2 separate regions of the Homo sapiens genome follow, and region 2 is linked to region 1. A link is an interaction called in ENCODE POLR2A ChIA-PET data of the cell type or tissue named here. Cell type or tissue: GM12878. All regions are shown on one strand. Region 1 overlaps CAMTA1 (calmodulin binding transcription activator 1). Region 2 has its middle 21 kb from the start of LINC01672.

Region 1 (5,000 bases):
AGGGGTGTGTGTATAGGTGTGTGTGGGTGTGTGTATAGGTGTGTGTGTATAGGTGGGTGTGTTTGTGTGTGTATAGGTGTGTGCTTGTGTGTGTATAGATGGGTGTGTTTGTGGGTGTATAGATGTATTTGTGTGTATAGATGTGTGTGTATAGGTGGGTATGTGTACAGGTGGGTGTGTTCGTGTGTATAGGGGTGTGTGTGGTGTGTGTGGGTGTGTGTATAGGTGTGTGGGTATAGGTGTGTGTTTAGGTGGGTGTGTTTGTATATGTGTGTGTATAGGTGTGTGGGTGTGTGTATAGGTGGGTGTGTTTGTGTGTATAGGGGTGTTTGTGTGCATGGAGTGTGTGTATAGGTGTGTGTGTATAGGTGTGTGCTTGTGTGTGTATAGATGGGTGTGTTTGTGTGTATAGGAGTGTGTGTGTATAGCTGTGTGTATGTATAGGTGTGTGTGTATAGGTGTGTGCCGGTGTGTGTATAGATGGGTGTGTTTGTGTGTATAGGAGTGTATGTGTGTATAGGTGTGTGTATGTATAGGGGTGTGTGTGTGTACAGTTCAAGGGGTTCTGACATCAGGGGCTTTCCAGAATGCCTCTCTCCTCTACCACTTTATTTTTAATATATTTATTTATTTATTTTTTGAGACAGGGTCTCACTCTGTCACCCAGGCTGGAGTGCAGTGGTGCAATCTGAGCTCACTGCAACCTCCGACCCTTGGGTTCAAGCAATTCTCATGCCTCAGCCTCCTGAGTAGCTGGACTACAGGTGTGCGCCACCACGCCTGGCTAAGTTTTGTATTTTTAGTAGAGACAGGGTTTCAGCATGGTGGTCAGGCTGGTCTTGAACTCCTGACCTCAAGTGATACACCCACCTCGGCCTCCTGAAGTGCAGGGATTACAGGTGTGAGCCACCACGCCTAGCCCTTCTACCACTTTAAATGCCACCCTTCTTTCCAGCACAGCCCAGCTCAAGCCCCCGCCTCTGGCTCATTCTCAGGCCCTCCCCAAACCCACCGAATCACAGACTCAGGATGGGGCCCAGCACCTGTGTCCTAAGGGGCCCTCGTGGGAATTCAAATGCATGCTCCAGTTTGAGAACTATGGGTATAGAAATCACAATAGCCTTCCTGGCTGCTCATGCCTGTCCCTAGGAGCTGGAGTTTGGATCCTGAGGGCAGGCCTTGCCAAGCTGTTCACTGCTCATCTCCCATCCTCAGAACAATGCCTGGCACATAGTAGATGCTTAATAAAGGCTGGTAGAGTGAATGAGTGAATGGCCAATTTCTCAATCATGCCCTCCCTAGCACTTTTTTTTTTAATTGGTTCATCATTTCCCTCAGTGAGCTATAAGCAGAGCTCATGTCTCAGTAATAACAACAAAAACAATGATAGTTATTGGACATATCCTCCATGCCAGGCAGTATGTGAGCATCTTCATATGTTGACTCCAAAAAGAAAAAAAGAACAAGGCCAGGTGTGGTGGCTCATGCCAGCACTTTGGGAGGCTGGGGAGGGTGGATCACTTGAGCCCAGGAGTTTGAGACCAGCCTTGGCAAAATGGCGAGACCCAGTCTCTACAAAAAATAAAAACATTAGTCTGGTGTGGTGGTGGGCACCTGTAATCCCAGCTACATGGGAGGCGGAGGCAGGAGGATCACCTGAGCCCAGGGAGGTCGAGGCTACAGTGAGCTGTGATCGGGCCACTGCACTCCAGCCTGGGTGACAGAGTGAGGCCCTGTCTCAAAAAAAGAAGGGGAAAAAAATAATAACAATACTATGTACTCCACTGAGCCTCTGCTGTGGGCAGGGCACGGGGCCAGACACTCTCCTGTGGAGCAGTGGTTCTCAAAGTGTGGCCCCCGCAGCACTAGAATCACCTGACACTTGTTAGAAACGCACATTCTCAGGCCCCGCCCCAACCTGCAGAATTAGAAACGCTGGGGTTTGGGGCCCAGCATCCACGTCCTAATAGGCCTTCGAGGCACACTCAAGTTTGAGAAGCTCAGGTCTAGAGATGACATCTTTAACCTCCCAGTGATCCCTTGAGGCAGAATATATTATCCCATTTTATTAATGCCAAAACCGAGACTCAGAGAAGTTATGTAACTTGCCCAAGGTCACACAGCAGGTGCGTAGGGGGTGAGGAGGGGCTGCAGATTCAAGCTCTTTCCACTGGGCGACCTGCCTGGCTTTCAGCTCTGCCAGGACCAGCTCCTAGGAGGAGGTGAGGAAGACTGGACAGCAGCTCGGTGGTGGGCAGAGGAGAAAAGCGACCCCATCTGGAGGTAGAGGGTGCTGGCCGTGAGCAGCAAGACTCACTTCACTTCCTGGAGGGAAGTCTGGTTTCCCTCGGCCCCTTCACCAGGGGCTGGTGACTGTGCAGGAAACTCAGGGTCCTGGTGCTGGACCACATGCTGTCATCCCAAGCTGATGCCCAGCTTCGTCTCCTGCCCTCCCTGACTTCGCAGATGCTGGGCTGTCTCAGAGGGGCCAGGCCTTGCTGGCTGGGGCCTTAGTGGGCAGAAGCTCCCGAGTCCCTGGCTCCCCACTTGGGATTTCCTCACTTCGGGGTCAGGTCAGCTGTCACTCATCTGGCCAAGCCACCCAGACCAGGGCAGAAGAAACTCGTCCTTGAGCCTCCCACGGGAGGAACTGGGAGGCAGGGCCTGATGGGGACTTGCTCTTGGAAAATCAGAGCAAGCAGGAGAGGAAGGGGGAAGAAAACCTGGGAGGCTGCTGCAAGGAGGACATCTCAGCAACGCTGCATCCAAGCCTGGGAGCTGGGGCTTCCCTGAGGCATGTGCTGGTCTTGTCACGGCAGCAGGCTTTGTGCCTGGTTAGAGGTGCATTTGGGGGGAATTTCTATAAAAACCCAAAGAAGCTAAGAAGGGTTCATTCCAGACGGTACAGGATGTGTGGGGGCAATGCTTGGCTCCACGACAGGGCCTCCTCATTTGGGGTATGGTGGGGGTGGGAGGGGACCCCCTGAGGGATGGCAGGGGGCTGAGGGGCAGCTTCGTCTTGGCTGTCTTTCATTCCTGACATGGCTGTCCCATGCAGTGGTGGGGCTTTCCCAAAGGGCAGGGAAAACCTCCAAGTGCGATGCCCTGTGCTGGCTATGTGGGAAGAAGAGGCGAGAATTTAGAAACAGTGGGAGACCGGGTGGCAGCACCGTGCTGGCCTGGGGTCGGGGCCCCCATGTGGCCGCAGCTGTTTCCCTCATGCACTGTGTGATCTTAGAACAAGATCTTTGTTTCCTCTGGATCTTAGTTTCTTCATCTGGAAAGTGGTTGCCTCTTGCCAGTTCACCTGACTGTATGCCACTGGGCCCTATCCAGGTAGGTGGCCCCACCCCTGGATTCTGATGTGATGGCATCCACAGGAGATCTGCCCAGGCCAGGGTGGAAAGCCTCACAAGAGGGGAAGCTCTCTGCTCCGCAGTCCTGCCTGGAAGACTTTGGAAAGGAATTGGACGAGGAGACAGAGAGAACTCCAGAAGTCTGCCTCAGCCCCTGGTGGCTCCTGGAACGGGTGAGAACCAGCTACCTGTCCCCTCTGCTCTGTGGGGCAGTAACTCTTGGAAGGATGACAGGGCAAGGCCACCTGGAGCTTTGGTCACCATGGTAACTGTACAGGCGGCACCTGCTGGAATCGACGCTTGGCCTTCCTTTGCATGAGAAGAGATTTCTGGGTGCTGTGATGAGCAGGTGGCAAGGACGAGGGGCAGTGTCCTTTTCTGGAGGGCTGTGGGGGGCCCTGTCCTCCTCCTCCATCTGGGCTCGTCCAGTCCACCCACCTAGGTACCCTGCCACCCAAGAAAGACCCAGAAAGAGGGTGGCCATTTAACTAGTCAAGCCAGGTCACCTTGGGAGCCAACAAAGGGTGCTGTGGTCATTTGTCCAGGTGCTGGTATAGGCTGGGTTGCTCTCCAGCAACCCTGGACGTGTGGCTGCTCTCCTTATGAACCACGTGCCGGAGGCGGACGGGAGAGGGAGCGGCCACGTGCCTCTCCTGGAGTGAATGAGGCCCCTTCGGAGTCCTCGGTGTTGTTGACACTAGAAGGCTGTCTCCATGGCGACAAGGTCAATGGGAAATGGCAGCCGGGTTGGTTTAATTTTCACTGTATTCTTGTTGACAGGAATAAAGGCCCTGTTTCTGATTTCTTGGTTCAACTGGATGAAATTTTCATTAGATTTAACTTCTCATATCCAGACACCCACATACTATTCAATTTCCCGATCTCACCACTCAACTCTCATTCGCCTATTGGTCCTGAGGACAAAATTTTCAGAAATCTCATTTCGAGGAGCGCAGAGGCTGAGGGGGGACGGGATGGAGTGTGCGCCCACCGTGTGCACATGCGGGGACCTATCTGCCGTGTCCCCAGTGAGCCTGTCATTTCTGGTGCTCGCTGTTGGGGCATCACAGTCCTCCCTCTGCCAGGGGGCATGGGCTTCGTCCCAACATCACACGTCCTCTGGAAAAGGCGGGGGTGGAGGGTCCAGCAGACTGCCAGGGTGTTGAGAGCTTGACCTTCCCGTATTCTTTCTTCTTGCAAGTGGGACAGACATTGTCAATGAGGGGTAGGGAGAGGCGCCATTCCAGCCCGGCCAGTGACTCCATCATCAGGAAATACAGAGCGTGTGGGGTGGCATGTCCTTTACCCCTGTAACTGGCCTCACAGGAAATCTCCAAGGTGCTCAGTGACATACAAAGTGGCACTTTAGAGCCATCCTGAGGCTCTCGGAATCTTCTCCTGATGTGCGAAGCGGCATTGTTACCAGGCTGGGAATTCTTTGCACCGTGGGTGAAGTGTGAGTGCGCTAGGAGTGCCGGCCGCCTGGCAGCGTCAGAGCCTCAGGGTTATCTGCCCCTCCAGGCCACTTGGAAAGAGGGGTGGGGGACCAAGTGGGATTCTGGATGCTTCCATCTTGCTCCTGGTAAGACTGCTCTAGGGCCTCCTGGACTCAGGTGCCTCCTGGTGTGTGGGGAGGTAGCGCCG
Region 2 (5,000 bases), 910 kb after region 1:
TAAAGGGAGTTTATTCAGGCACAAAGTTTGAAGATGAGCTGCCTGGGAAGCACAGATTCCAAAGAATGGAAGTCAGTGCTCCAAAGTGTAGAAGTTTGCAACTGTTTATATAGACAAAGCTTGGGGAAGCGGAACAGAATCTCAACGTCTTTCTATATAAGGTTTAATGCATAATTACAATATCTGGTTGGTTGAGGTAGTCTTTCTTTTTGGGAAAGGTATATTTAACCTTCCACACTAAAGATGTAATAGACATGGGGTCTTTTGTCCCATCTGGTCTAGGTTAGGCACGGGACAATAAAGAAGGCAGTTCATCTACAACAAAGATCAGTGATTGGAAGGGGAGGAGGTTTGGTCTCTGGTCTCTCCCAGTCATTTACAGAACAAGAGCAATGAGGAAGAGAGTTAAACTATCACCTAAGAGCAGAAGTTGCATACATGCTATGGGAGTTTCCAGGGCTTAACTCCCCACATGGCATAATACATTTAGAGAGTCCTGAATATTTTTTCTTTTACAGATACAAAATATATAGATAGATAGATAGATATTCAAAATGCAAGCATATTTTCCAGGCTTTTTTTTTTTTTTTGAGACAGCGTATCACTCTGTCACCCACGCTGGAGTCCAGTGGCGTGATCTCAGCTCACTGCAACCTCTGCCTCCCAGGCTCAAGTGATTCTCCTGCCTCAGCCTCCCAAGTAGCTGGGATTACAGGTGCTGACCCACCACCACCCAGCTAATTTTTGTATTTTTAGCAGAGATAGGGTTTCGCCATATTGGCTAGGCTGGTCTCAAACTCCTGACCTCAAGCGATCTGTCCGCCTCAGCCTCCCAAAGTGCAGGGATTACAGGCATGAGCCACCAGGCCCGGCCCAAAATGCAAGCATTTTTTCAAAGCTCCTAGAGCTTGAGGCCAGGACAGGGGAAGCTTTGAAAGGTACTCCTGGGACATGGAGATGCAGCTTCGGACCCAGCCTCTCCCCGGAAACTGTCTTCACAGTGAAATCTTGTCTCAGCTCCATGCCTGCTGCTGTTCCCCGCTGCATCTCCTGCTGCTGTTGCCCGCTGCATCTCCTGCTGTGGCCAGATGACCCAGTCTGGGCTTGAGCAAGGGTAATGACTGATACAGATTTTTCCCAACCAGCTGAGAGATCGGAGGGTGACACTGTCAAAAACAGAACGGTGAAAAGAATGAACTGTAAAATTAATTAAATGTCATGCACTCAAAAACACAGCAAGCCTGGAATAAGAACATGGGCCAAGGCTTCAACAGTCAGCACTTAACTCCCATGTACCTCTTTATTGTCCCCCCAAGAGCGTGCCAAGAAATTGGGGGTTCATGCTGTCATCAGTGTCACCCCCCCCCCGCCCACCCTGAGCTTCTATCCCTTTAATTCCAAACTGCTCCTCTCCTGGGTTGACTCTGTTTCTTAGCTAGCACACAGCTCAGACAGCTCTCCATCTGATCCAGTAATCAGGAAATTTAAGAAAAGAAAAAACATCCAAAAAAAAAAAAATGGTGTGTAAGGTAATTTTGTCCCAGATCTTTCCCTCCGAGTCATGAACATAATAGATCTGACTTTTTACGTTGTGTGCCCCCCTAAGAAGCATAAAAGAAAGGTTACCCTGGCAAGCAGCTAGAAAATAGTTTAATTAATCCCAAAGTGTGTGCCTCGTTTGGAAAGCACATCACAAAAGAATCCTGTGTTTACTGAACTAGATCCTTAAGGCTATTATCCCTCCACCAATGGTGAGATTTTTCTGAGGGAGCCGCGTCCCTTGTGGTCTAGAAGGTACTGCCATTAAAACTAAGATCCACACAGGGAACTATGATTGAAGATGCTGAAGGTGCAGGAACTTTGCCCTTGGCAGAGGGAATTGGGGGTCCCTAAGTTTGTGCAAAGCTGTCTAAGCCCTAACCCTGTGGATTTCTTCACTCTCCTGAGCAGAGGGGAGGTGTGCCCAGCTGGCTTTCCCCAGACCATTCCCAAGGAGCAGAAGTGGTAGGGAGCTGCCTTTGGCGTGCTTCTGGTTGGCCATCCCTTTTTTGAAAGCAAATGCTGCCCTACCTTAGCAGATATGCTAGGACTAACCAGAAACTGGTTGCCTAAAATAAAAAAATGCAATCATGGATTTTTGCTTTTGTTTTTGATTTTGAGACCAGGTCTCGCTTTGTCACCTAGGCTGGAGCCCAGTTGCGTGATCATAGCTCACTGCAGCCTCGACTTACTGGGCTCAAGTGATCCTCCCCCCACCTCAGCCTCCCACCGAGTAGCTGAGACTACAGACACACGCCATCATGCCTGTCTCATTTATTTATTTTTTGGAGAGATGGGACCTAGCTATATTACCCAAGCTGATCTCAGACTCCTGGGCTCAAGCAATCCTCCCACCTCTGCCTCCCAAAGTGTTGAGATTACAGGCGTGAGTCACTGTGCCCAGCCTCCTCTATCAATTAAATGGGTGATTTTTTTTTTTTTGAGACGGAGTCTCACTCTGTAGCCCAGGCTGGAGTGCAGTTGCGTGATCTCGACTCACTGCAACCTCCATCTCCCGGGTTCGAGTGATTCTCCTGCCTCAGCCTCCCGAGTAGCTGGGATTACAAGCGCCCGCCACCACACCCGGCTAATTTTTATTTTTAGTAGAGACAGGGTTTCGCCATGTTAGCTAGGCTGGCCTTGAACTCCTGGCCTCAGGTGATCTACCCGCCTCGGCCTCCCACAGTGCTGAGATTACTGATGTGAGCCACCGCGCCCGGGCTTTTCTTTTTTTTTAAGAAGCTCAGGCCACTACATCATGGGTGAAACTTGAAAACATTATGCTAAGTGAAATAAACCAGTCACAAGAGGACAAATATTGTATGATTACACTCCTATGAGAGACCTAGAGTCATGGAATTCATAGAAAGTAGAATGGTGGTTTCCAGAGGATAAGGGGGTGGCGGGGGAATGGGGAGCTCTTGTCTAATGGGTACAGAGTTTCAGTTTCACAAGATGAAGAGCTCTGGAAATGAATGGTGGTGATAGTTGCACAACTGTGAATATACTTATGCCACTGAATGGTATACTTAGAAGTGGTTAAAATAGGACTGGAGCGGTGGCTCACACCTGTAATTCCAATACTTTGGGAGGCCCAGGTGGGCGGATCACCTGAGGTTGGGAGTTGGACACCCGCCAGACTAACATGGAGAAAACCCGTCTCTACTAAAAATACAAAATTAGCCGCGCGTGGTGGCACATGCCTATAATCCCAACTACTCGGGAGGCTGAGGCAGGAGAATGGCTTGAACCCGGGAGGTGGAGGTTGCAGTGAGCCAAGATTGCGCCATTGCACTCCAGCCTGGGCGACAAGAGCAAAACTCCGTCTCAAAAAAAAAAAGTGGTTAAAATATTAAAATATTACATTTTATGATAGGTATATTTTACTAGAATTTTAACAAATAAATTGGGCCAGGCAAGCTGGCTCACACCTGTAATCCCAACACTTTGGGAGGCCACGGAGGGAGGATCACTTGAGCTCAGGAGTCCAAGATCAGCCTGGACAACGTAATGAAACCCCATCTCTACAAAATACGCAAAAATTAGCCAGGCGTGGTGGCGCATGACTGTGGTCCCAGTTACTTAGGAGGCTGAGGTGGGAGGATCACTTAAGCCTGGGAAGTAGAGGTTGTAATGAGCTGAGATGGTGCCACTGCATTCCAGCCCGGGTGACAGAGTGAGACCCCATCTCAAAAAAAAAAAAAAAAAAAAAGGCCGGGTGCGGTGGCTCATGCCTGTAATCCTAGCACTTTGAGAGGCCGAGGTGGGCAGATCACCTGAGGTCAGGAGTTCAAGACCAGCTTGGCCAACATGGTGAAACCCCATCTCTACTAAAAATACAAAAAATTAGCTGGGCATGGTGGTTCGCGTCTGTAGTCCCAGCTACTCGGGAAGCTGAGGCAGGAGAATTGCTTAAACCCAGGAGGTGGAGGTTGCAGTGAGCTGAGATCGCATCACTGCACTCCAGCCTGGTAACAGAGCAAGACTCCATCTCAAAAAAAAAAAAAAAAAAAAAACACCAAATTAATTAACAAAAAAAAGCTCAGGTCTTAGTCTATTAAAAAATATATGGTATCCTGCTTTATTGTAGGTGTTAGCATTATGTTGATTTCAAAGACAGCTTAGAAGCCCAGGCAGGGGCAGCTCAGTGGGCATCTGAGGGCAAGCCCGGACTCTTCTGGAGCCTGGGAGGGAGGAAACTTCTCCTCCTCATGAGTAATGACTGTGGTTTTCTGGCAAACATTAAGGAGGAAGGAACTAAAAATACTTATCGGCCACTCTGCCAAAACTCCACAGTGCTCGGAACGTACCAGGCCAACATGTTGAAGCACTTTCAGAGTGAGAGGGATCTGCCTAAACACCAAGGTCAAAGTCATTTCACACCTTCGCCTTTGCCTCTCGCTGAGCCTGGTGCATAGGAGGAAGGACGGGGCCCCCAGCACAGCTCTAGACCACTGTCCACCCAGGAGAGAGGCAGCAGCAAGGGGAACCAGCCCAGACCTCAGGCGTGTGGCCACAGAGAGGCCTCCCCCAGCCAGCTGCAGGGCCCAGCCGAGCGCTACCAGGAGGGGCCTCTTCTGCTGCCAACTCTAACAAGCTAAGGCAGAAAGAGCATCATAGACATTTCCCTAATGTGTCCTCCCGAGCTGCAGGAATCCAAGCCGAGACACCTGCGGAGGTGGCAGAAGAAGAGGAGAAATAGGTGTGAGAAGACAGCCCAGGTGGAGCAGGGTCCTGGAGGGAGGAGCTTCTTAAACTCCACTGTGCACGTGACTCACTGAGGGGGCTCTGGTTACAATGCAGATTCTGATTAAGCTGATCTAGGGTGGGGCCGAGATCCCGCCTTTCCAACAAGTGCCCAGGTATGCCGACGCAGCTGGCCCATGGACCACATTTTGAGGAACAAAACAAACTCCCCCAACCCCCCGCCAGGCACAGAGGGCAAATAGGGATGGGAGTTG

The links. Peaks named below come from ENCODE experiments on the same cell type or tissue, not always from the same donor. Only the 100,000 strongest peaks of a DNase experiment are listed, where the experiment ranks them.
Region 2: POLR2A ChIA-PET joins it to region 1 with 5 read pairs; 2 of 35 experiments call an interaction of 5 or more read pairs at or near these places.

What each region holds. Positions count from the first base shown.
Region 1 is chr1:7,650,020-7,655,019 of GRCh38, reverse strand. The region is part of intron 7 of CAMTA1 (calmodulin binding transcription activator 1); the gene reads right to left. Among named protein-coding and RNA genes, the nearest start is that of VAMP3, 120 kb to the left of the region's middle. RefSeq lists enhancers at 3,316-3,815, 3,816-4,317. In GM12878, no CTCF peak of the experiment used is centred here; no DNase peak of the experiment used is centred here.
Region 2 is chr1:6,743,287-6,748,286 of GRCh38, reverse strand. No RefSeq gene overlaps it. Among named protein-coding and RNA genes, the nearest start is that of LINC01672, 21 kb to the right of the region's middle. In GM12878, no CTCF peak of the experiment used is centred here; DNase peaks (open chromatin) are centred at 2,976 and 4,436; H3K27ac peaks cover 476 bases.